Linked DNA regions of Mus musculus: all the other regions are linked to region 3. The links are chromatin loops, found by intact Hi-C in ENCODE. Cell type or tissue: left cerebral cortex. All regions are shown on one strand. Each heading gives the region's core, and the rest is flanking DNA. Links, peaks and the distances in the headings are about the cores only.

Evidence for each region. A loop is a pair of places that touch in the nucleus more often than their neighbours do. Peaks named below come from ENCODE experiments on the same cell type or tissue, not always from the same donor. Only the 100,000 strongest peaks of a DNase experiment are listed, where the experiment ranks them.
Region 1: it touches region 3 in a loop (8-fold over the local background); 12 of 42 quality-filtered maps call a loop at or near these places.
Region 2: it touches region 3 in a loop (6-fold over the local background); 6 of 42 quality-filtered maps call a loop at or near these places.
Region 4: it touches region 3 in a loop (2.9-fold over the local background); 4 of 42 quality-filtered maps call a loop at or near these places.

Annotation. Positions count from the first base shown.
Region 1 is chr5:69,518,646-69,523,645 of GRCm38, reverse strand. Yipf7 (Yip1 domain family, member 7) reads left to right here. Exons shown (of 6, transcript NM_023784.5): 4 at 2,476-2,621; 5 at 4,272-4,453. Among named protein-coding and RNA genes, the nearest start is that of Yipf7, 22 kb to the left of the region's middle. In left cerebral cortex, for the core only: a CTCF peak has its summit at 2,523 (motif pointing right); a DNase peak (open chromatin) is centred at 2,552.
Region 2 is chr5:68,249,513-68,255,450 of GRCm38, reverse strand. No RefSeq gene overlaps it. Among named protein-coding and RNA genes, the nearest start is that of Grxcr1, 220 kb to the right of the region's middle. In left cerebral cortex, for the core only: a CTCF peak has its summit at 2,591 (motif pointing left); a DNase peak (open chromatin) is centred at 2,569.
Region 3 is chr5:69,337,800-69,343,737 of GRCm38, reverse strand. Kctd8 (potassium channel tetramerisation domain containing 8) reads left to right here and starts at 2,029. Exons shown (of 2, transcript NM_175519.5): 1 at 2,029-3,406. The coding sequence starts at 2,437. In left cerebral cortex, for the core only: CTCF peaks have their summits at 2,096 and 3,332; DNase peaks (open chromatin) are centred at 2,921, 3,364, 3,875, 4,597 and 3 more places; H3K4me3 peaks cover 2,029 bases; H3K27ac peaks cover 993 bases.
Region 4 is chr5:68,125,036-68,130,973 of GRCm38, reverse strand. The region is part of intron 2 of Grxcr1 (glutaredoxin, cysteine rich 1); the gene reads right to left. Among named protein-coding and RNA genes, the nearest start is that of Grxcr1, 96 kb to the right of the region's middle. In left cerebral cortex, for the core only: a CTCF peak has its summit at 2,385; a DNase peak (open chromatin) is centred at 2,355.

The DNA.
Region 1 (5,000 bases), core at 1-5,000, 180 kb before region 3:
GAAACATTCACATCCTCCAGTGTGCATGATCTTAAGATACAATACACTGAAGGCAAAGGAAAACTGTGGAACCAGAAATTCAAAGAACTGGCTCACTCTTAAAATGACTTTCTTTTATTTTTTGAGATTATAGTATAGTTACAATTTGCCCCTTTCCTACCTCCAAGTCTTCCTGTGTAACCTTCCTTGCTCTCTTTCAAATTCATAGTCTTCTTTTCATTATATATAATATATGTGTATGTATATTTATGTATATGTGTATATGTATAATAGATAAATAGATAGATAGATAGATAGATAGATAGATAGATAGATAGATAGATAGATGATATATATAAAGAGAGAAAGAAAGAAAGATTGACATATATAGATGGATGAATGGGCAGTTGAATTAAGGAAGGTAACCTTTCTTGTAGAAAAGATTGAATAAATTAAATATAAGATAGATCGAGAGATAGATAGATAGATAGATAGATAGATAGATAGACTGATAGATACATAGCTATATAGATATATAAATAGACAGAAAGACAGGTAGACAGATGACAGGTGATAAATAGATGTGACAGATGATAGAGGTAGATGATAGATAGATGTATGCATGCATAGATGGGTGATAAAGAATAAACAGACACATGATAGATGGATAAGTAGATGACAGACAGACAGACAGACAGATAGACTGACAGATGATAAATTGGTTGTACATGGACCTAGCTTGTAAATGTTTTACAGGAATAAGATTGGCCAATGTGGAAATGTATTACTCACTTTTAGACTTTATAAGTTATTTATTATCATTTTTATAAGTAACATTATATAATAATAGCCAGTGTAATATGTAGATAAGGTATAAAGAAGAATTAAAAATCTCCCAAATAGATATTATATTGCTAAACATTAGCAGAATTAAGTACCTACCATATATGGTAAAACCAGATTCTCTATAAACATAATGCTCTTCAAGAATTTTGTTGTTTCTGAAATCAAATGGGTAAATTTAAGAAAAGTGATATATACAGATAAGAATATATAAAACATATTTTTCACATTTTTCTAGTTAACAATATGCAACAATAATATTATTTTTGATTGAGCTACTCTTCAAAAATTTATTTGAGAATGTATGCAGAGGAGTTTTTGAAACTAGAGAAATGTGACACATTTAGTCGCAAATATTCATGCCACGATTTGTCTCATTGAAATTGCATTAAATATTTGACATTAAATAAGTGTAGATGTTATTTTACCGTAAAGATTGGCATCCCACACCGGCCAGACCCATTCTGTCTCCAGTTGTAACTTGTGAGGGCGTCTAAGGAAGCCAGCAGTCAGACAGGAGTGGCTTCCTAGCAGCCCTTGCTTTACCATCTGAATGCTACTCAGTTTCTTTCACTTTCATTTTTGAAAGTTTAATCTTATGATCTTTAAAACATTTCTTGCAGGGATGGAGAGCTGGCTCTGCATTTAAGAGCATCCGCTGTTCTTCCAGAGGCCCCTAGTTCAGTTCCCATGCTAGCACAGTTTCCTTACAAACCAAGTCAGATTCTCTGATCTTACATTTTTGATATTGATTTTTCTCCTGGATGTAAGCCACAGTTAATCATTATTTCTGCTCTTCTTTACCCCCCTTTACATTTAAGTAAATGTCTATGTAATTAACAAATATGGTAATGATGAAAAGGAAGTTACTTCACCTCTCAAAATCCTGCCCATCTGATGAATAAAATAGTAATGAATCCACACTACATTTATCATGTGTGTGAGACCAGTATTTGTAGATCTTGAGAGGCCAGTAAAACCTGAGCAATCAATCAGAGCTTGCTTTAGCGAAATGATTTTATTCTAATACTCTCCCTTACAAAAGGAAAAGATTAACTTGTCCCTTGTATTTAATCTTTGAGTATATTGACTCAATCTCCCAGTGCATTGATTTATAAACATCTGCATGTACGTCGTGGTTACTGCTCTCTGCAGGAAGAGTCGTACACTTTCTTCCTCGTGGAGGTTTTATCAATGTAGAGCAAGGTTATTGTTCTTATTAGGAAGGATGAAGGGAAACTCTAGGGCTAAACTGAACGTCGTCGCATAATTATGTAGTGAGTGATGCGGCCTGATTACAGAAGTGCTCGCAGCTGAAAATGTGGGTGGAGAAAATATCTGACAGGGGTGGTTGAGACACTTTTAGTCTGTTAGCTACAATGATAGGTTTTACTGTATGTCAATTCCCGTGCTTTTAGCTAGAATTAAAATTTTACTACATGTGCCCGATGAAAATTTTCCTAACAGATTTTTTTTTTTTAATTTAAAGTATTTGAGTGTATTGTTTGCTTACTATACCTCACACTTTAGATTATGAAAACAACTAGGTAAATTCTCTTAGGATACCATGAAAAAATAGATATACTATCCGTGAAGGAATATAACTCTTTGTTTCCTATATGTACCTTTGACTTTTTATTTATTTTTTCGCAGAACTTGGAATTAATTTTGATCACATATGGCAGAAAACCTTGACGGTGCTAAACCCAATGAAGCCAGCAGATGGCAGCATCATGAATGAAACGGATCTCACAGGACCCATCCTTTTCTGTGTGGCTCTGGGAGCCACATTGCTTATGGTATCTTCCGACAGCCAAACTGACATTTCTTGACTTGTCTTTATGAGTGCTACTTTTGAAGAGATCTCTAGAAAAAAAAAAACAGAAGAAATTTGCTTTTTCTCATGCCTTAGGATATGACCTTGTATCCCATCACATTAACAAATAGGTATAGAGATACATGACAATAACGCCAGTACTCGGAACCATGGTGCTTCCTAGTCAGCAGTCCAGCCATTCCATGGTTAGATACAGAAGGTAGGCTCAGTTAAACAGCCTCTCTCAGCACACATACATGAATATGTACATACAAATGCATACACACATGAAGACCCCTATACACACACACACACACACACACACACACACACACACACAAGTAGTTTCTTCTAATGCAGCTATATATTTCAAATGTGGTTTAAAAAGTATGTGTGACTACATACGTGATTTCTTACCCTTTGTTAAATTTAAAATACTACCCAGTCAGGGTACTGAATGCAATCTAGTTTCGGAGTGACCAGTGATCACATTCTTTTCCTCCTATATAACAGCCAGCGATAACAAGCTCCCTCCTTTTAGCACAAATAAAACGCCAACACTGTCTAACTCAAACCCTGTCAACCAGAGTGCCCACTTATTCTCAGGGCTCCCTTCTCTTTTTTACAGTAATGTGTTAGTCTTGATTCAGCTACTATGTAAGGCCATGGCAATTAATCAAATAGTCAGAAACAATCAATATAGTATATTAACCCATCTTTCTCTTGCAAGTCATTTGTAATATAACAACTGTTTGTTTCTCTGTGGAATATGTTACGAATACCATCTCTTAAAGGACAGTGGTGCTAGTGTCATCATCAAGATCACTCTTGGATGCATAAAGCTAGTAGGAGTTATTTAAGTACCTTCTCTTGCCTGTCATTCCAACCCTGAGGAGATGGGCATATAAAGTACACGCATCTGACCAGACCGAACTATTTAACAAGATCCCGTCTCATAAAAGAAGACTGGAATGTAGGTCAGTGGTAGAGCTGGTACTCAAAGTCTACGAGGTCTGGAACTTGATCCTCTGAACTACAGGGAGCTTTGGTTAGCATTTGAATCGAAGAACACTAAGCATTTTAGATCAAGATGAACTAATAAAAATCAATTGTCTAGGTAGGGTTTAGACATTTGAGGTAAAAACCCAGACACCTTATTTTCCATTTCAATATTAAACCTTTCTTAGCATTTGAAACAAACTCTTAAAATAACATTATTAGTGATACTAACTGTAAATTTCTAAGACTGTAGTAGATGTTTTATTCTTCTCATCAATCATTCAGCTATGCAGTAAATATGGGGCAAAAAGAGTTTCACTCCTGTCACACTCTATAGGTAATGCTTGGTTTAAAAAGCTACACTGGCAATACTTCCTATTTTTGTAGCATGACTAGCCTGTCCCAAATTGTATATATGTATATAAATACACATATATAATTTAATTATATGTAATAGATACATGTTATCAAGGTGTTTATTTTGGAGATTATAATTCTTGTTATAGGCGGTGGGTTTTTTATACTTTAACCAGAATCCTCAGTGACCTGGTGATGTATCTACTATGATATTCAGTAGCATCTAGTACACTTTCAAATGTTTTGATTTCTAATTTTTTTCTTTGCGTTGCTTCAGGCTGGAAAAGCCCAGTTTGGTTATGTATACGGCATGAGTGCCATTGGCTGCCTTGGGATTCACGCCTTACTGAACTTGATGAGCAACTCCGGGGTGTCATATGGCTGTGTGGCCAGTGTGCTGGGATACTGCTTGCTCCCCATGGTCCTCTTGTCCAGCTGTGCAGTCTTCTTTTCACTGCAGTAAGTGTCTGTGCTAAATGATCCCGCATGCACAATCTTTGTCCATGCCTGCCAGACCAGGAAAATCAGGAAGGTTTCTTAACATTTTGTCAATGGAAATGGAAGGATTATGCTTATTAAAAGCTACACATATATTCGGGGGTGGGGGTGGGAAAGTAGGTCAATTTGGCTGGGGAGCTGCTCCTATTTAACTAGTTTAAAAAATAAATCCAACCATGTAATATTTAAAACTTGTACCTTTAAGTTGTCACATTCTTCAATATAAACTATTGGCATGGGTAATATAACAACTGAAGGAAATTCACTTATTTGATTTTGGAAGAGTAAATGCCTGCTGAATTCTGACAAATTACTTCAGTGCCCAGGCATCTGCCTTCTGGGCTAGAAAGAACTGCTATTTCTCAGCTGGGCTCCTCACAGCAGAGGACTCACAGGAACCCTGATGAGGATATTAATTCTGGAGAACTTAACAGCATACAGGCTCAGTCAATACAAGTTTTGCCTTTTCTTTCTTCATTTAGGCAGCTGGCATTTGCAATTCTAAACT
Region 2 (5,938 bases), core at 399-5,398, 1.1 Mb after region 3:
TTACTCACTTGGTTGCTCTTCATTCTCTCTCTCGACACATTCCCAGACCTCACAGCTGCCTCCTCCTGGCTTTGAAAAGAGTGCTAACTTCTCAGGAGCAAGATCTAGGCCTGAAACTCTTGTCTGTTCCATGCAAGTTTTATGGAAGTAAAATGGAACTTGGTGAGCACTTTAAATCTAATTCTTCATCGGGGAAAGTCTGGGGACATCAGAGATCCATGCTATGGAATGGCTACAAGTCAATGAAGACAAAGCACAGAATATGCACAGACTCTCCTCCTGTGATGGAAGTTGGGCATAGTGCATCTTTAGAAAGCCTCAGCCTGTCATCTTTTTAAGGTTAATGTGGAAATTTATATATCTAAACATACATATCAGTTTTGCATATCATGATTGCTGCTATTGTAAGAAAAACTGCATGTTATTAGTACTACTAATTACCCAAGATATTTAAATATTTACAAAATTGCCTGAAGAGTTCAAATAATCAGTAAATATTGCTCACATTGAGAAGGAAAAAAGGGTTTTCCTGAAATTTTACTATAGGGAAATATTATTTTGAAACAAGTAAAATTTCACTAATAGTTGAATTGAAAGTTAGTTCTCAGGAAATCACAAAGTAACAAGTAAAGAGTTTAGGAAACAATCTAGAAACCATCTCTTCCACCCAGAATAACTTTCCCTAAAACAAACAAACAAAAAACGAAAACAAAACAAAGAAACTTTCAGGTGGCATACATTAGTGATTTAGTGTAGTCCCAAACTGTCTTTCCATGTGTTTAACCTCACTTCTCAATGACCCCTAATGGAAGGTTCTAAAAGACCTTCACTATACTAGTAAAGTCACAGAAACTACAAAAACTCAATTGACTCACACTCTGCTTTGAACTCTGGAGCTGAAATAAGATAAAGAGATGATGGGATTTCAAAGTTAGCACTGAGAGAATAGAGCTCATTTACTTGACTGACTTGAAAATTCAAAGCGCCACCTTTCCACAAGAATCTTGCACCCTGCTTCAATTTGCCTACACATCTAAAAAGTCATTTATTCAGACTGCTCAGCTGCTGAACACTCAGGTATTAATTACTAAAGTAGCAATTGCCCGATCCAGTAAACCACTGTAAGTTGTTGAGCCCTGCTGAGACACAGATGGACAAACTGTATGTGGTAGCAGAGTGAGTTTTACTGAGGTCAACAAGAAATCATATATCAGCAAGGTCTTAGACCTGAGAAGGGCCAGTGTTAATTGAGGCTAGTCCCACTGGAAATAAGAGGGCTAAGTGGCCTACCATATACCCTTAGAACATTAATTTAGTTTAAGGTCACAGAATTAAATGATTCACAACTGCTCTCTCAATTCCCCTTGGTATTTGTTCAGTCGCTGTTGCGTAATTAAGTGATTTAGAACTTTTTCCTCCTTCTTTCTCTCTGTGAATTATTTGTACCAGATTGTAAACTTGCTGTCAGTTCTCAGGCTTAGAGACCCAGCATTCTATTCGCTTCAGGGTTCCCTTTGGGGCTAAAAGTCAAGCCATAAGCTAAAGTCTAAATGAAATAAAATGTTTCTTTGTAAACAAATCACTGCTAAAAATTTGGAAGTCAGTGGGTTCAATTTAAAAATCATCTAAAACACACTAAACATAATGTTCTTATTTTAATTATGTCTAAGTTGGGGCACAGGAAGAGGTATTAATTGAAAATCAGTGTGCATAAGTGTACCAGAGCCACAGAGGACAGAGCTATCAAATCACCTAGAGCATTACAGGATGCTGACAGCTACTGCACACAGAGGAACTGACCCTGTGTCCTTGTAAGAGAGTAAGCATCCCTAACCACGAAGCCATCTTTCCAGCCCTAATTAAAATATTTGTAAATTAAAATTAACAGATAATTCAGAATTTATAGGATCTTTAGATGGTTGCTGTGCACATATTCCCAAAAGGGAAGTTCACTATACCATATTTTTCTCCTGGGTTCATAACTGCATTATCAAAGTCATGAAATGGCTTTGCCAACGTCACACAGTGACCGGACTTGAAGGTAGCTCAGATACGGAGTCCTACCCAAAGTTTAACATGAGGAACATATATACTAACATTAGGAAACGTGTTAGAAATTCAGATTCCCAGGCCCTCCTCCATTATGCTAAATCATATCCACGTTGTACAAGACACACTGATCTGTAGCAGAGTATCAATTTTCTTAGTGATCTGTTGGCAAAACAATGTAGCCGTCGGTTGAATTAATCTAGAACATAACCAAAATCTAGGAAAACTGAAGAAAGCATTTTAATCCTATGCTGGATAATTTCAATTACAGCTTTTTGTTGTTAGCTTCTGTAGAAGTAATTCATGAATGCTTTCATGATTAAAATGATATGTGTGTGTGTGTGTGTGTGTGTGTGTGTGTGTGTGTGTGTGTGTGTGTGTGTGTGTGTGTATACATATACGTAGAGGGTTATGTACCTAGTTTTCTACAGAACTGCCCATTCCCTGGGAAAACAGAAAAACTCTAGCCCAGTTATTTCTCAACACGCATACGGAGTGTCATTAAAAGCACACTAGCGCCACCTGCTGAAGCAGTTGAAGGAAAGTTAGCAAAGCGTTCTGCACTTGGATGCATTCCAACCAGGTATTTTCATTAAAATTTTAGTGCTGAGTAATCAGTTTTTCCGAGTCCTGACTCCTCTCCAACTTTGAGCAATTCGAGCAACATAATTCTTATGTTTATGATACTCTAAGAGTATCTTCATCTTGCCTCGCTATACCACAGGGGAAAGAGTTTAAAACCTGCTTCAACATAAAATACCCTATACCTAGAGTAAGTGCACTAGCACAGGTTTGCAATTGTGAAGACTATTATTTCAGTCTATGCCAAAGCTGAACTAGAATCAATGTGAGAGACACACCTAGTAGTCAGTGAACAAGATGTAATAAGTATATTCAAAGCACAGGTTCTCAAGGCCTGGTGGATACTACCACAGTTGGTCTGCTTGTAAGAAAGAAAGCACTCTTTGTGGTATTTTTAGCCTAAAAAGAGATAATATCACCGAATATGAATATCCTTTCTATCTCAGGAAAGCAGATTCTCTTTTAGCTTTAGCTTTATTTACTTCTCCTCCATTCTGAATACCTTTAAAAAAAATGTGCTTCGAATGCCCTCATGCATAAGAAAACAGTAACTGGCCTCCAGAAAAAGCAACTATTTAGAAACTGATACTAGCACTGAGTTAAAATTATAAAATCAGTTGGAACGCTTTTGAAGATACCAAAGTTTTCCAAAAGTTAGCAAGGGTCATTTTTCTCATTTTGATTTTTTTCTTTGCTTTCCTAATGACGATGGTTTGCTACTGCACCTATAAAAGAGACATCATTACGGGATTAAAAGTATCTCCTCTAAAGTTTCCCCTCTGGTATTCTATACAACATAGAAGGAGAAGGGGGAGGAGGGAAAGGAGGAGGAACAGAAGGAGACACATTGAAGAAAATCACTCTTATGTTTTAATAGTCAGTCTTTTTATCTTATTCTTTAATCTTTTTAAAAAGTCTAGTCTTTATTCCCCCTCCAGTTGCCCTCTGACTGTTCCTCATCCCATACCCCCCCCCATCTTCAAGAGGTTGTCCCCACTTCCCCGCCCCCACCCCATCAGACCTCCCTACTCCCTGGGGCCTCAAGTATCTTGAGGGTTAGGTGCATCTTCTCTGACTGAATTCAGACCTGGCAGTCCTCTGCTGTATATGTGTTGGGGGCCTCATATCAGCTGGGGTATGCCACCTGGTTGGTGGTCCAGTGTCTGAGAGATATCAGGGTTAGTTGAGACTGCTGGTCCTGCTACAGGGTTGCCCTCTTCCTCAGCTTCTTCCAGCTTTTCCCTAATTCAACCAGAGGAGTCACTAGCTTCTGTCCATTGCTTGGGTGTAAATATTTGCATCTGACTCTTTCAGCTGCTTTGGAGGCATTTCAGAGGGCACTCATGCTAGACACCTGTTTGTAAGCACACTATAGCATCAGTAATAGTGTCAGGCCTTGGGGCCTCCCCTTGAGCGGGCTCCCAGTTTGAAACTGTCACTGGACATCCTTTCCCTCAGTCTCTTCTCCATGTTTGTCCCTGCAGTTTTTCAAGACAGGAATAATTCTGGGTCAAAGTTTTTTACTATGGGATGGCAACCCCATCCCTCCACTTGATGCTCATTGCTGGTGGGATTGCAAACAGATAAAACCACTCTGGAAATCAATCTGGAGGTTCCTTAGAAAATTGGAAATAGGTCTACCTGAAGACCCAGCTATATTACTCTTGGGCATATACTCAAAAGACGCCCCACCATGCCACAGGGGCACGTGTTCCACTATGTTCATAACGACCTTGTTTGTGATAGCCAGAATCTGGAAACAATCCAGATGTCCCACAACAGAAGAATGGATACAGAAAATGTGGTTCATTTTCACAATGGAGTATTATAATAGTATACTCCACTATTAAGAACAAGGGCATTATGAGTTTTGTAGTCAAATGGATGGAACTAGATAATATCATCCTGAGTAAGGCAACTCAGACCCAAAAGGATATGCATGGTATGTACTCACTGATAAGTGGATATTAGACAAAAAGGTACAGAATTCTCAGGATACAATCCGAAAAACTCAAGAAGGTTAACCAGCCAAAGGGCCCAAGTAAAGATGTCTTGATCCCACTTGGGAGGGAGAAGAAAGCAATTACTGGGAGAAAGGAAGGGAGAGAGGGACCTGGATGGGAAAGGGGACAGACAGGGGAAGAGGGTAACTTAATCATGCATTGGGCTGGGGCGAGACAGAACTGAAGCCCTGAGGATCAGCAGGAAGAATTGAAACAGGCAACCTCAGGAGGTAGGAGGTGGGGGAAATCTCTAGACTGAGTCAGAGACCTGGGAGATAAGAGACTCTGAAAACTCAAAGGGAGGGACCTTAGATGAAATGCCCTACAGTGGGGAGAGGGAACTTACAGAGTCCACTTCCAGTAGAAAGACAGGGCATCAATATAGTCAGTCTCTATGGACTGATGTTACTCCAATATCAGTAAAATTTCTAAGACTTGACTAAAAGAAAAAGAAAACTAATTCGCTAAATGGTACACATCTTCAAAATCCTAAAACACTAATTTAGTATATTAAGAGATGACTAAGCACAAGATCCTCTAAAGAAGCAAGAGCAATGGGAGACTGACTTCAAAAAGTCTCTCAGATCAGAATTTGCATGAAATTGTTTCCATTTTGCTTTTCATATTAGATTTGATTACAATAATTTTAAAAACAAGTATACACCCAGGGTTTGATTAGTTTCTAATTAATCCTCTGATTGAAATTATTTTTATCATTTGCAAAGAAGTTGCACCAGCTAGATTTAAACAGGAAAGAAAAACTTTCAGGACCACTGTAAAAGGGAAAAGACACTGAACTGAACCCTACTGAGATCGAAGGACTGAGGGCACCCCTTGTGGGAAAAGGATCAGAGGTCAGGGCAGAAGTTGGTGAGTAGGATTCGATAGATCCTTTTGTTAGCTAGACTGGTGATAGCAGGCTTAGAGTCTATTAAGGTGAAAGCTTCCCTTTACTCAGCTTTGAAATCCATCTCTCATTGCCTTAGCAAGAGAAAGGAAGATATCACTAATGCCACCCCTTAGGATTCCTGGTCAAAAGAGTGAAATATCCTCGTCCTAGATGAAGACAATCTCTCATGACTCTTGAGTACCTGGTTATGAGATCATCACAGAAAAAAATTGACTCATGAAAGAGCAGACTAAGAAGACAGGAGGAATAATTATTTTCTTAGTGCAGTGCCAAATGCTCCCCTTACTCATAGGCAGTCACTTAAGAAACCTGTAAATTAACCCTGTGCATTTTTCCCAGATTCAACTCAGAAACCATAACTTCGTTTTTCTCTCTTTTGTGGACTATTTTCCCT
Region 3 (5,938 bases), core at 564-5,563:
CTATTTGTTCAGTCAGGAGTTTGGTTGGAGAGCATAGATGAGAAAGAAGGTATGCAGAAGGAAGAGATTAAGGAGAAACACTCAATCAATGTTGAAGAGATAATTTTCAAAAGCAATATGTGACACAATACCACTCGCAATGAGATTTACTATGAATTACTAGAGTGATTTTACTTAGAGTATAAAATTCTGACCATCTCATAAGTTTGTTTTATGTAACACCAATGAAAATACATCTTAAGCTGATAGCATCAGTAATCTCTTGTTTCTGTGTCCATATTCATATTTGTCTGTATATCCATTTCATTAGAATGCAAGAGTCTGCACCATCCTCATCATTCGGGACATTTACTTCATGATAAATGGGCCTCATTAGTAGCAGTTTGAGGCATTATTACTTATTCATCTATGAAAGTTATAAAACTTTTCTTAATTCATTTTCCAGAAACCATTATTTTAAAGGACAAATATTTTCTTATTCTTCAAATGAGGTAGAAGACAATGTACCTTTTCGGATTGTTTCCAACGTTCTATTTAAGCATTTAAGAAAAAAAAAAAAGGACTTAAATCAATTTTACTTCTCAATTTTATTTATCAACATAACTTGAGGATGAGGTATTATGTTTGAGTAAGAGGAGTCAGTGAACATGCCTATTGCAAGCCTTCTTTTAAGTCTTAATCATTTGACAAAAGTATTGTGTCCTTTCATTGGTCCATTAAGCTCAGGCTGCCTCAGGTAATCTAACTTTCAAAATTGATGTAGCATTCTCTGTGGATGCGGCTTATAAGAATCAATGAATTAAATATAGTTTGTAATGCCCAAATAATAGGATATTCATCATTTATGAAAATGTAAGGTTATACCCGAATCTCAAATCCATTACTATTTGGGTGATTTTGAGTGGGAGGAACCATAGAGAAGCATTTGGGGTGGGGATTATAACAGTAAAGTTTGTATGTAATTTTTATTTATAAATACTTTTGGAGCAAACTCCTTTGTGTCTCAAAACTCCATATTCAGTTTAGCATTTTGTAAGACAATGATTCCCATTTATGGTCATTAAGTTACACCTAGTGCTGGACAGCCTGTTAAATTATCTAGCAATGGAAAGGAATTTCTCTTCTGAATTTCAGTCTTCTTTTTCCATCACAAATAACGCTGATTTGTATTTGTGAGCAGAGCACTAGAGTTAGGGAGACAACAAAGCATAAGTCATCCTCTTGCTCTGAGAGACTGCAAGGGAAATAAAAAGAAGGATGGATCAGGAGGATCAAGATTAGAAAAAAATAAAATAAAATTGTCCCCTTTCTGTCTCTTCCTCAACTTCTGTGCATCAACTTTTGTGACCTTGGTTGCAGAGAGTTGCTTTGTTACTCATAGTCCTTTATTGCTTTTGTGAAATGGAATCAAACTTATGAGTTTTAAATCCTAACAGGATGTAGAATATCAGTTACAATCACGTCATTTGATGCCAAGGGATAGGTAAAGGGGGATCTGCCTCTCTCTCTCTCTCTCTCTCTCTCTCTCTCTCTCTCTCTGTATACACACACACACACACACACACACACACACACACACACACACACAATCACACACACACTTTAAAGATACAATAGTTGGGATTCAACTCCACCTAGCTCACAGCCCCCAGCCCTTTAACAAACACAGCCCAAACGCCAGTATCTGCAACACAATAGCTGAGAATTCAGGTTATAGGCCCTCTCTTTGAAGAGAGTAAAGCTAGTTTTGTTAAGGAGGAAGATAAGAAAGAATTGGGGGCGGGGTGCGGAGAGAAAATAAATGAGATTCTGTTGCAATGAAGAGAGTTGTAGTCCACTTTCTCTGGATTCTTTGTGTTGTCCTCTTCAGCTTTGTCCCATCCTGTCTTTCTCCTTTTGCCCCTGCCCTCATCCCAGTTCCCTAGCTCTGGAGTCGCCAGGCCAGCCCCAGAGCCTATCCCTTTAAATGACAGCTGTGGCTCCAGTCCCAGTTCGGAGCTTGACGTCAGTGCCACCTCCTGGGCTGCTAGTAGTTAGCGCCGGCGCCGGCGCTCCCGGCTGAGGCGCGCTGGCTCGCCTGCAGCCGGGGGTGAGTTTTCTTCGCTCCGGCCCCGCCTCCTGCCCTCCCCTCGGAGAGCCGCGCGCAGCCCCCGAACCTCCTCTCCAAGTCTCTCGCACAGTTGCAGTCGGTCACCCTAAAGGAGCAGCCGTGCTCGCTCGCGGAGGTCCATTCCTGAGAGTCTCTCCCCGATGGAGCTTGGGCGCCTCCGACGCCGCTGCTGCCGGGAACCCTGAGCAGCGCCGGGTGCCCTGAGGACCGCGCCGGCCAGCCAGAGAGTGCAGGGCTACCGGGCGCACGCCGAGGACCCGGGACCTCGAGGCTCTGGGAAGCACTCCGTGCGGCTCTCCTGGGTCACCTGGCCGGTGGCTGGGACCATGGCTCTGAAGGACACGGGCAGCGGCGGCAGCACCATCCTCCCGATCAGCGAGATGGTGTCCGCGTCCAGCTCTCCCGGCGCTCCGCTGGCCGCCGCCCCGGGGCCCTGCGCCCCGTCGCCCTTCCCCGAGGTAGTGGAGCTGAATGTTGGCGGCCAGGTTTATGTGACCAAGCATTCGACGTTACTCAGCGTCCCGGACAGCACTCTGGCCAGCATGTTCTCACCCTCTAGTCCCCGGGGCGGCGCTAGGCGCCGGGGCGACTTGCCCAGGGACAGCCGCGCGCGCTTCTTCATCGACCGCGACGGCTTCCTCTTTAGGTACGTGCTGGATTACCTGCGCGACAAGCAGCTGGCACTGCCCGAGCACTTTCCCGAGAAGGAGAGGCTCCTGCGCGAAGCAGAGTTCTTTCAGCTCACCGACCTGGTCAAGCTGCTGTCGCCCAAGGTCACCAAGCAGAACTCGCTCAACGATGAGTGCTGCCAGAGCGACCTGGAGGACAACGTTTCCCAGGGCAGCAGCGACGCACTGCTGCTGCGTGGGGCGGCGGCTGGCGCGCCCTCGGGCTCTGGGGCACATGGTGTCAGTGGTGTAGTCGGTGGTGGCAGCGCTCCGGACAAGCGCTCTGGGTTCCTCACCCTGGGCTACCGTGGCTCTTACACCACGGTGCGAGATAACCAGGCAGATGCCAAGTTCAGGCGTGTGGCGCGCATCATGGTGTGTGGGCGCATAGCCTTGGCCAAGGAGGTCTTTGGGGACACTCTTAATGAGAGTCGCGACCCTGACCGTCAGCCTGAGAAGTACACATCCCGCTTCTACCTCAAGTTCACCTACTTGGAGCAGGCGTTCGATCGACTGTCTGAGGCCGGCTTCCACATGGTGGCGTGCAACTCCTCTGGCACTGCCGCCTTTGTCAACCAGTACCGAGACGACAAGATCTGGAGCAGTTACACTGAATACATCTTCTTCCGTAAGTTAGCAACCTAGCTACCTATGTATGCATCTCACACCCTTTCTCTGACATTGTTGACTGGAGGCGGGGGAAGTCCCGCTGTGGCCCAGAAGGGATGTCCCCTGCCAGAGTGCCCTGGCGGCAAGCCTGATAATCTGTACTAGCAGTTCTCCCGCCAGCATCCCTTGAGCAGTGCAGAGTACTCATCCCTTCCTCCCCCATCCCTGGATTCAGGCTCTCTTCCTGAACTTATTGATTTCTGCCTTCTTGCCCCGCCTAGCCCCAGGATGCTCTAGAAACTCTTCACTGCATAGGATTAAGAGGAGGGATGACAGTAGTGTGTGTGTGTGTGTGTGTGTGTGTGTGTGTGTGTGTGTGTGTGTGTTTGTGTGTGTGTGCCTATAGGCCCTCCTTCTCTTGTTTGATGTGAGTTTAGGGGGTCAGTTTCTTTGATCATTTCTTTAAAGGGCTAAGTGAAATGGGGACAGCGCCAAGAAAAATGCCAAGATTAGCTCCTGTGCGGTTCTACGCGCAAGAGCTCCAGTTGCGTGTGGTTTTGGAAGGACACAACTCATGAAATGGTGACTGTGCTTCTAGAATAGCCCCTCCTGAGACCTGGCACATGAGGGCTGCTGCTGTAAAATGACCTCCATTAATTAGTAACATACAGGTTTTCCTCTGTCATCCACCCTCTAAGTAACTACCCAATGTTATGGACAGACGTCAGAGAGGAGAAATGAGTTTTGGCTTCAGAGTGAGGCTCTCAGGATTAGAGAGTCCAAAAGGGGACAGGCGTTTGCATGCCATGAGTGTGTGTGTGTGTGTGTGTGTGTGTGTGTGTGTGTGTGTGTTTACCTAAAGGGGTAGAGTGTTGAATCAATTGAGCTCAAAACCTCAACTAAACAGTCTTAGTATGCAGGGGCATGTAGATATATATTGAATGGGGCTAAGATTCCAAAGTAAGCAAAGTAAAACTCCCGTGGGGATGGAGGCAGGGAAATTATTTGGTTTGCACTTTCATTTGGCAAGATACAAGAAGCTTTAAAAGCCGTGTAAGTGTGTGTGTGTGTGTGTGTGTGTGTGTGTGTGTGTTGTGTGTGTGTGTGTTCAGCAGGGTGGGGACAGCACTAAAAGCCTCTAATGGAAGTAACCTGGCTCTCATTGTGTTTGCCTTACTAAGTAGCTCTCAATTGCAAAGCAAAAATGATTAATTTTCTACACTTGAGCAGAGAGCCGGGGAAAGAGGCCTCTCCTTCTGCAGGTGCAGGGTTGATTGACACACAATTCAGTGCCAGTATGTTTTTGGTAACCTTGGAGGCAGAGTGAGTGGCAACACTTTGCTTCTGAAAGTTAGGTGACATTTTGAGACAGTGTTGGAGTTCCTAAGGAGAGCTCTGCTGCAGGGGAGCAAATGCATATCCACTGAAGAATGCATAAAGATCCAACCCCATTTACTGATTTATCATTTATGACGGTCTTCCCACGCAGGCCACGCTGGCCTTCAATTCTTAGTCCTCCTGCCTCTTCCTTCTGAAGGCTATCATCCAGTACTGCTGCTACAGGCCTGGCTCCTTGTTTTGTTTATCTCAAACACTCTTTGTTACACAGTTTAAAAGACCAGTATTTGGGAAAGCACAAAAAGGATGTTAATATTTTCTTGTGTAAAAGTAGCATCTCTTGCATCTACATTAAGCAATTAAAATATTTAAAATTAAATAAGGTCCTCCTTATCGTTGAGATCCTTATCTGGATTTGGATGCATTAAGGCTCTAAGTCAATTCATCAAGGATATGTTTCTAACCATTTCAGAATATGATGTGAAGTGAGTGTTTAATTTCACATGGTTAGTATTCTTTTGTGGGTTGGTTTTGGTTTTGTTTTATTACAGAAGATATAAACATGAGTGCTGTTAATGATTTTGTTTTTAATTGCAGGGTTAAATCAGCAAGCACTGACTAGACTGATGGGGATGGTTTTTCAGGAACACAGACACACACACACATACACACACACACCACACACACACACACACACACACACACACACACACACACACACAATGTTTTAAAACTTCTTGTATCTTGCCAAGCAAAAGTGCTAGCTAAATAATTTCCCTGCTTCCATCCCTACCTGAGTTTTACTTTGGTCACCTTGGAAGCTTAGTCCCATCCAATACATACCTACAAAGCGCTACATATTAAAACTGTGTTTAGTTGAGATTTGAACTCAAGTTGATTCTACATTCCGCCCCTTTAGTCTTGAGCAGTAGTTCATGCTGGTCTCCTGACACCGAGTACAGAGACTCTAGGCATTTACCAGCATATCTGGCTAAGTTTAAGTACTGATTTTATGGAGTTATGTTTCTTAGTTTCTTAATTTCAGTCATTCCTATTTTGTCCCCTAATAAAGGGGAAGAAAAGGAAACATGCTCATTACAAAGAGAAAATACAGTCTGTCAATTAAGGCAAAACAATGCCACTCAATAACAACTTGAAATTAGAAGTTGCTAATTTAATTTTAAAAGATGATTTGAAAATCACCTAAAATTTA
Region 4 (5,938 bases), core at 456-5,455, 1.2 Mb after region 3:
GATCACGTTGTTTCTTCTAGGAGCTACTGAAGCCTGAGAGGGGCTGCCACATCTTTTGAGCAAGTCCCAGACTCAGAATGCACAGGCTGACCTTGAACTCAGGAACCTGCCTGCATTTAAATGTGCATGGTTTTATATCTTTATGACAAGGTGGCTCATAGTGCAGCTGCCTATGTTCCTTCAAATCTGTGAAGCCCCTTATACAATTCATATTGCATCCTTATATTTTGCACAGTTGAGAAATTGAATATTTTTGAACTCATGTTTTCAGCATTCCTTCTCACAGCCTTAAGGGCTATCCTGAAGGTCACAGTATGCCACCATTTTGCTGAGACATAGACATGCTCTCACCTCCCCGATCTCTGATTATCACAGAGTTATTAACCTCGCCAGAGAGGTCATACTTGGAGGAACATGAACAAAATACAGACACTGTTACACAGACAAGCCTTACACCACAGCAACCAACAACATTGTGGGGGCCCACACCCTGCTGTCTCTGTTCCAGGGACAAGAAACCATGTCATACTGTCCCTTATGTGGCCATGCCAGACTGGGCAAGTCAGGGCACAACCTGTGTGAGTATATATGATTTAGGCCCAACAAAATCAGAATTTGCCAACCTGTTTTGTGTATGAAGTAAACTTCAAATATTTTAAATTTCTCATAAATGGCAGAAAAGAAGAATAAATATAATTTAAGTCTATTACATGACATTATCTACATAAAAGGCACTGGACCTATGGATGATCATTTCCTGTTAATATAGAGTGCTTGTACATGCATATCATTTAAGGTATAAATGACATACAAGACAGTTGAGACAAAAAACTGGCTACCCACAACAGGAGTCTAAGTTAATCTGTGTAGGATTAAGGTAAAGGAAGAGATATAAACAACATTCAGGAAGACATAACACACTTATGATTTAAGAGATTGTGACGAAAGATGTTCATATTATGGTAAGGCAGAGATGCAAGCCTATATATCCACATTGTAATCTACTGACAGTCCACTAATGCACTGGCTTAAAATTTGTGGTATTTACTGACGATTATACTTTTATACAAGCAACATATTATTTTGGCAACTTTGGTAATTGCAATTGTGTACATATATCACAGAGTCATCTTTATAACATCATAATTAAGGATGCTAGCTCTCTATAATAAATCTACATGCAGTATTTCTGAGTTTGCTTTATAAATTCACAAGGAAAGGATTATTTGACTACAATTTTGGGACAAAAAAATAAAACTTGATCACACACACACACACACACACACACACACACACAAATCTATAGGCTTACTAGAATTATATAGTACATCTTCAAAATGCACAGAATATTTATACATCAAAATTTCTTCCCACACATTAAAAACACAAGTTAGAAAATCTAGGATGATTTATTCTCCAAGCAACTTTAAGTCAAAGTTAAAGATGACTTATTAAGGTCATAAAATCACACTGGATGTTGAAATTTATGGCTTTGCTTTGTTCCCTGTCATTTTGTAACCAAAGCTATTTCTACCCTGCCATAATGTGTACTTTTAATCAGACAGGATTAGCCACAGCAGGGCAAACCGCAAGTCATGAGGACAGAGGACTATAACTCTATGTAAGTAATGGGTTTCTATGGTGCTCCATCTAAATCAAGATTTATTCACCAAATTTTCTACTTCTCTTTCTTAGTAATTTTTCCTCTAAGGAAATCATTTTGACCCCTAAATTTCATCCTTAAAAACATAATTTTAAATGTGTGATTTACCTGCATACTTTGAATGCAACAAACATTAGGCAAAAAGCAAAATCAAACAAACAACAACAAAAACTATATACTCTTGACTTATTAAAAAATTTCTCTTGGATAAAGCAGCATGATAAAGAAATCTAAAGGCCTGAGCAGTTTCATAGTTCAGGCGTCTGCATCTGCTTTAGGCTGGAGGTACCAGTTAAAGCCTTTGTCTGCATCACTCCCCAGTACCATAGTTTGCTTTGAAGCAACTCAGGGTCCTCACAGTCAATAAAATTTTGTCATGATATGGTTGTAAAATTCTTGATCTTATAATCCTATCGACAACTCTTCTAATTCTTCAAAGATGATGTTCTGTTTAATTGATTAAATTATCAGAGGTATAATTGTTCTTCCTCTCCTTAAATGAGAAAGATCATCAAACATTTGAAGTGTCATTGCCTGATTTACTAATTCATTTTATTAATGCGAAGAGCAGCATACCTATACTATGAATTCTCATTCAGGTTCTAATGCACTCTCGGTTTAACAAGACTCATACAACCTGTGGCTTTTCCCCAATGCTCAGCTGTCTGCCCCATGCATGGTTTTCCTGAGCAACGATGGGAACCTAGCGCTGCCTAGTGGTCAATGGTTAGTAGTGATGATAACTTTTTCTGGCAAAGTCTAAAACAATAGAAAGAAAAATTACTCAGCCTTTCTTTTCTCTCTAAACAAAAGAAGCACCTTAAATGAACCATCTCTACATTTGAAAACATATATGTAAAAATATGTTTACAATTATAACAAAATTATCTTGTGAAAATTGTCCAAAGCAGAGACTTTGAAATGCATTGCTGAACAGCTTTTGTGTTCTTATCTGTTCTGTGTTGTTCTGAGAACACAATTCCACAGCAGCAATATTTTATATCCAGAATTATCTATGAAGTGAACCATAGCTTGAAATATTAATGTCTGACAATGAGGAATCATTGGTACTGTTTTTGCCTTGGATGAAGAAACATGATGCTAGGTAGGAAGGACTAAATAAAACACTGCAATATTTTTATGTATATGGCACAGATGTTCATAAAGTTCATAAGATGGGGAAGATTATGAGTGAAAGACTGAGAAATCACTTGGAAAGTGCAAATGCAGGATTAGCCTTCTGCATAAAAACACAACAAGAAGAACACTGAGAAGCCATGAACCCAAGACTTATGAACCCATGAACCCTTGAGCCATAGCCCACAGAGCTATGCTGTGATTCCCTCACATGCCATCTCCTTGTGGGATCCCTTAAACTATAAAAACAAACCCAGAGGGATGTGTGTGTGTGTGTGTGTGTGTGTGTGTGTGTGTGTACAAACAATAGTACAACAGAGGCAGATTCCTGGGCATTGATTACTAGTCAACCCAGCCTACTTTGTGATTTTCAGGTAAAGGAGAGACCCTTTCTTAAAGATGGACAGTGGCTAAGGAATGACATCCAACATTGACATCTGGCCTTCACACGCACACATTCATACATTTGTAAACACAGGCATGCCCACACACAGGCACACAAGCAACTCATTCACTCCCAGATGGAATGACAGTAAGGATGAAACTTTATTTAAGACAATAAATGTAAGTGGTTAAACTCCCTTGCTGAAACATAAATGTTTACAAGCTGTGTCAGTAATATGAAGTACAAGATTATTTTTGTTCACAAATGAAACTATTAAATCCTAATTACAAGCAAAGAAATATAAGAATAACTAAACAAAACCCATAAGTTAAATGTATTAAAATGAAACACAGACAAATTCAAGCCAAAAATCATTAATTGACTAAAGCTCTTCATATTATAATGGTAAAATATTATATTACAATAGTGAAATATTAAAGCAGAAGGATAGCGGATTATCAAAAAGCGCACCAGCACATTTAAACATGTGAACCCCAACTGATAAAATCACACCATTGCATTTGATAAAAAAAATATTATATTGGGCTGGAGAGATGGATCAGTGGTTAAGAGCACTGACTGCTCTTCCAGAGGTCATGAGTTCAAATCCCAGCAACCACATGGTGGCTCACAACCACCTGTAATGAGATCTGATGCCCTCTTCTGGAGTGTCTGAAGATAACTACAGTGAATAATAAATTATATATATAATTTATTATTAAAATATTTTATTAAGACAAGAACAAAATATGTGGGTAATGCAATTATAAATATAACTTAACAGCAGGATATGGTGGTGCATGTCTGTTCTCCCAGCACTCAAGAGGGGGAGGTAGGAGGATTGGGAGTTTGACTACCCTTGGCTATGCAGTAAGTTTGAGGTGAGCTTAGACTACATAGACCTCTGTCAGTTCATAAAATAAAATGAAGATACAATTTTAAAATTATATTTATGCTCACATACAAATGAAAAAAGGAATATATTCTTTGCAAAGGACTATGAAAACTCTATAAAACAATCTTACCATAGTTTAGAGTGCAACAAAAACATCAATAAATTCCAAATAATAAGGACCCCATGGGTCATTTTATCTGGCCACGATGTAACAAAATTGTAAATAATGACTACTAAAAAAAAAACCCATTCACTTCTTGAAAATTAACAAGTTCTCCAAAGAACTTTTATAGAAAGTAAAAAACACAAAAACAAAAACAAAATCTCTACTGACTCTAATTACAGTGAAAATTAAGATGTGACAGATCAACTTCATTTGTATGATGAAAGGCATTTTAGAACATAGGTTCACATCAATGAGTTTCCATTCCTTAGAGGGAAAAAGGAAGTAATCTAACTCAAGAAACTGCACAGTGGACATCAGAGGTAGACAAGAGGCAGAAAATAATAAAGGCTGTAATAGAATCAATTAATTACAAAGCCCAGAATTACCTTAGAACTAGTCTGTACTGGGCTTCCCAGAAGCTATTGAAGTTTTCAAATAATTATTTTCTTTAATTATTAACTCAAAGTTTTGTACAATACTGAAATCATTTAGCAAACAATACTACAAATGTGGTGAAGTATACTACATCTACATCTGGTGTCCCAATTTCTTTCAGGAAGTTTCCTGTACATGGCAGGAAAAATAGTATTTTGAGAGACTTGAGGATCAGAGGAGCTATCTAAGACAGTGGTTTTCAACATCTGGGTTTCAACCCCATGAAGGGTCACATGTTAGATATCACACATATCAGATATTTCCATTACAACTCATAACAGTAGCAAAATTACAGTTATGAAGTAGCAACAAAACAAGGGTTGGGGGCCACCACAACATGAGGAGTGTTGAAGGGTCACAGCATTAGAAAGCTGAGAAGCACTGGTCTAAGAGAACAGAAGCACCTCATTTGTTGACATGGAGAGAAAAAGTAGGAAGATAATAAGAGGGGTTGGCAAGAGGGCTGAGCTGGTGAAGACACTTACTGCTGGTCCTACCAATCTGTGTTCCATCTATGGTGGTAGCCCAATGATGGAAAGAAAGAACCATCTCTCACAAACTGCCCTCTGACCCCCATGCAACAGCATAAACATGCATTACACACACACAAAATCAATCTTTGTACCTAAAAATCAATGTCTCCACTGTGATGATGAAACTTTAAGAGACGAAAACTAGTTGAAGGTCATGGGAACTTTATGGGTACATTGTTGCTGTATGTGGGAGTAGTCTGATCTGTTAGACATAGATTAGTTCCCTAGAAATTGGGTCATTACTAAAAAAGAGAGCCTGCCCTCTCCCAAAGCTCTTGTTTTTAATCTTGGCATGGAACCCTTCCACATGTGCCTTGGATACAGTGACGACTCCACCAGATATCCCTTCACCAGAGTTGAGCAGGTAATAGGCTTTTGAACTTCTAGAACTGTAAGCTAAATAGACTTGTTTTCTTCATAAGGTCCTCATGTCATACCAATGGAGTGGGACAAACTATATTTGAAGACAGGGCTGTTGTGTGTGTGTGTGTGTGTGTCCATCTGTCTGTCTGTATCTGTGCGCATATATATGTAAATGCATGTATATGATGTGTGTGTGTGCTTTGCACACATGTATGCGGATGCATGAGCTTGTGTGCTTGCAGAAGCTTGAAGAAAATATTAGGTGCCTACCCTATCACTTTTTGCCCTATTTTAGGGGGACAGGGTCTCTCACTGAACCACAAGCTGGGCTGGTGGCCAGCAAGTCCCTGTGATCCTCCTG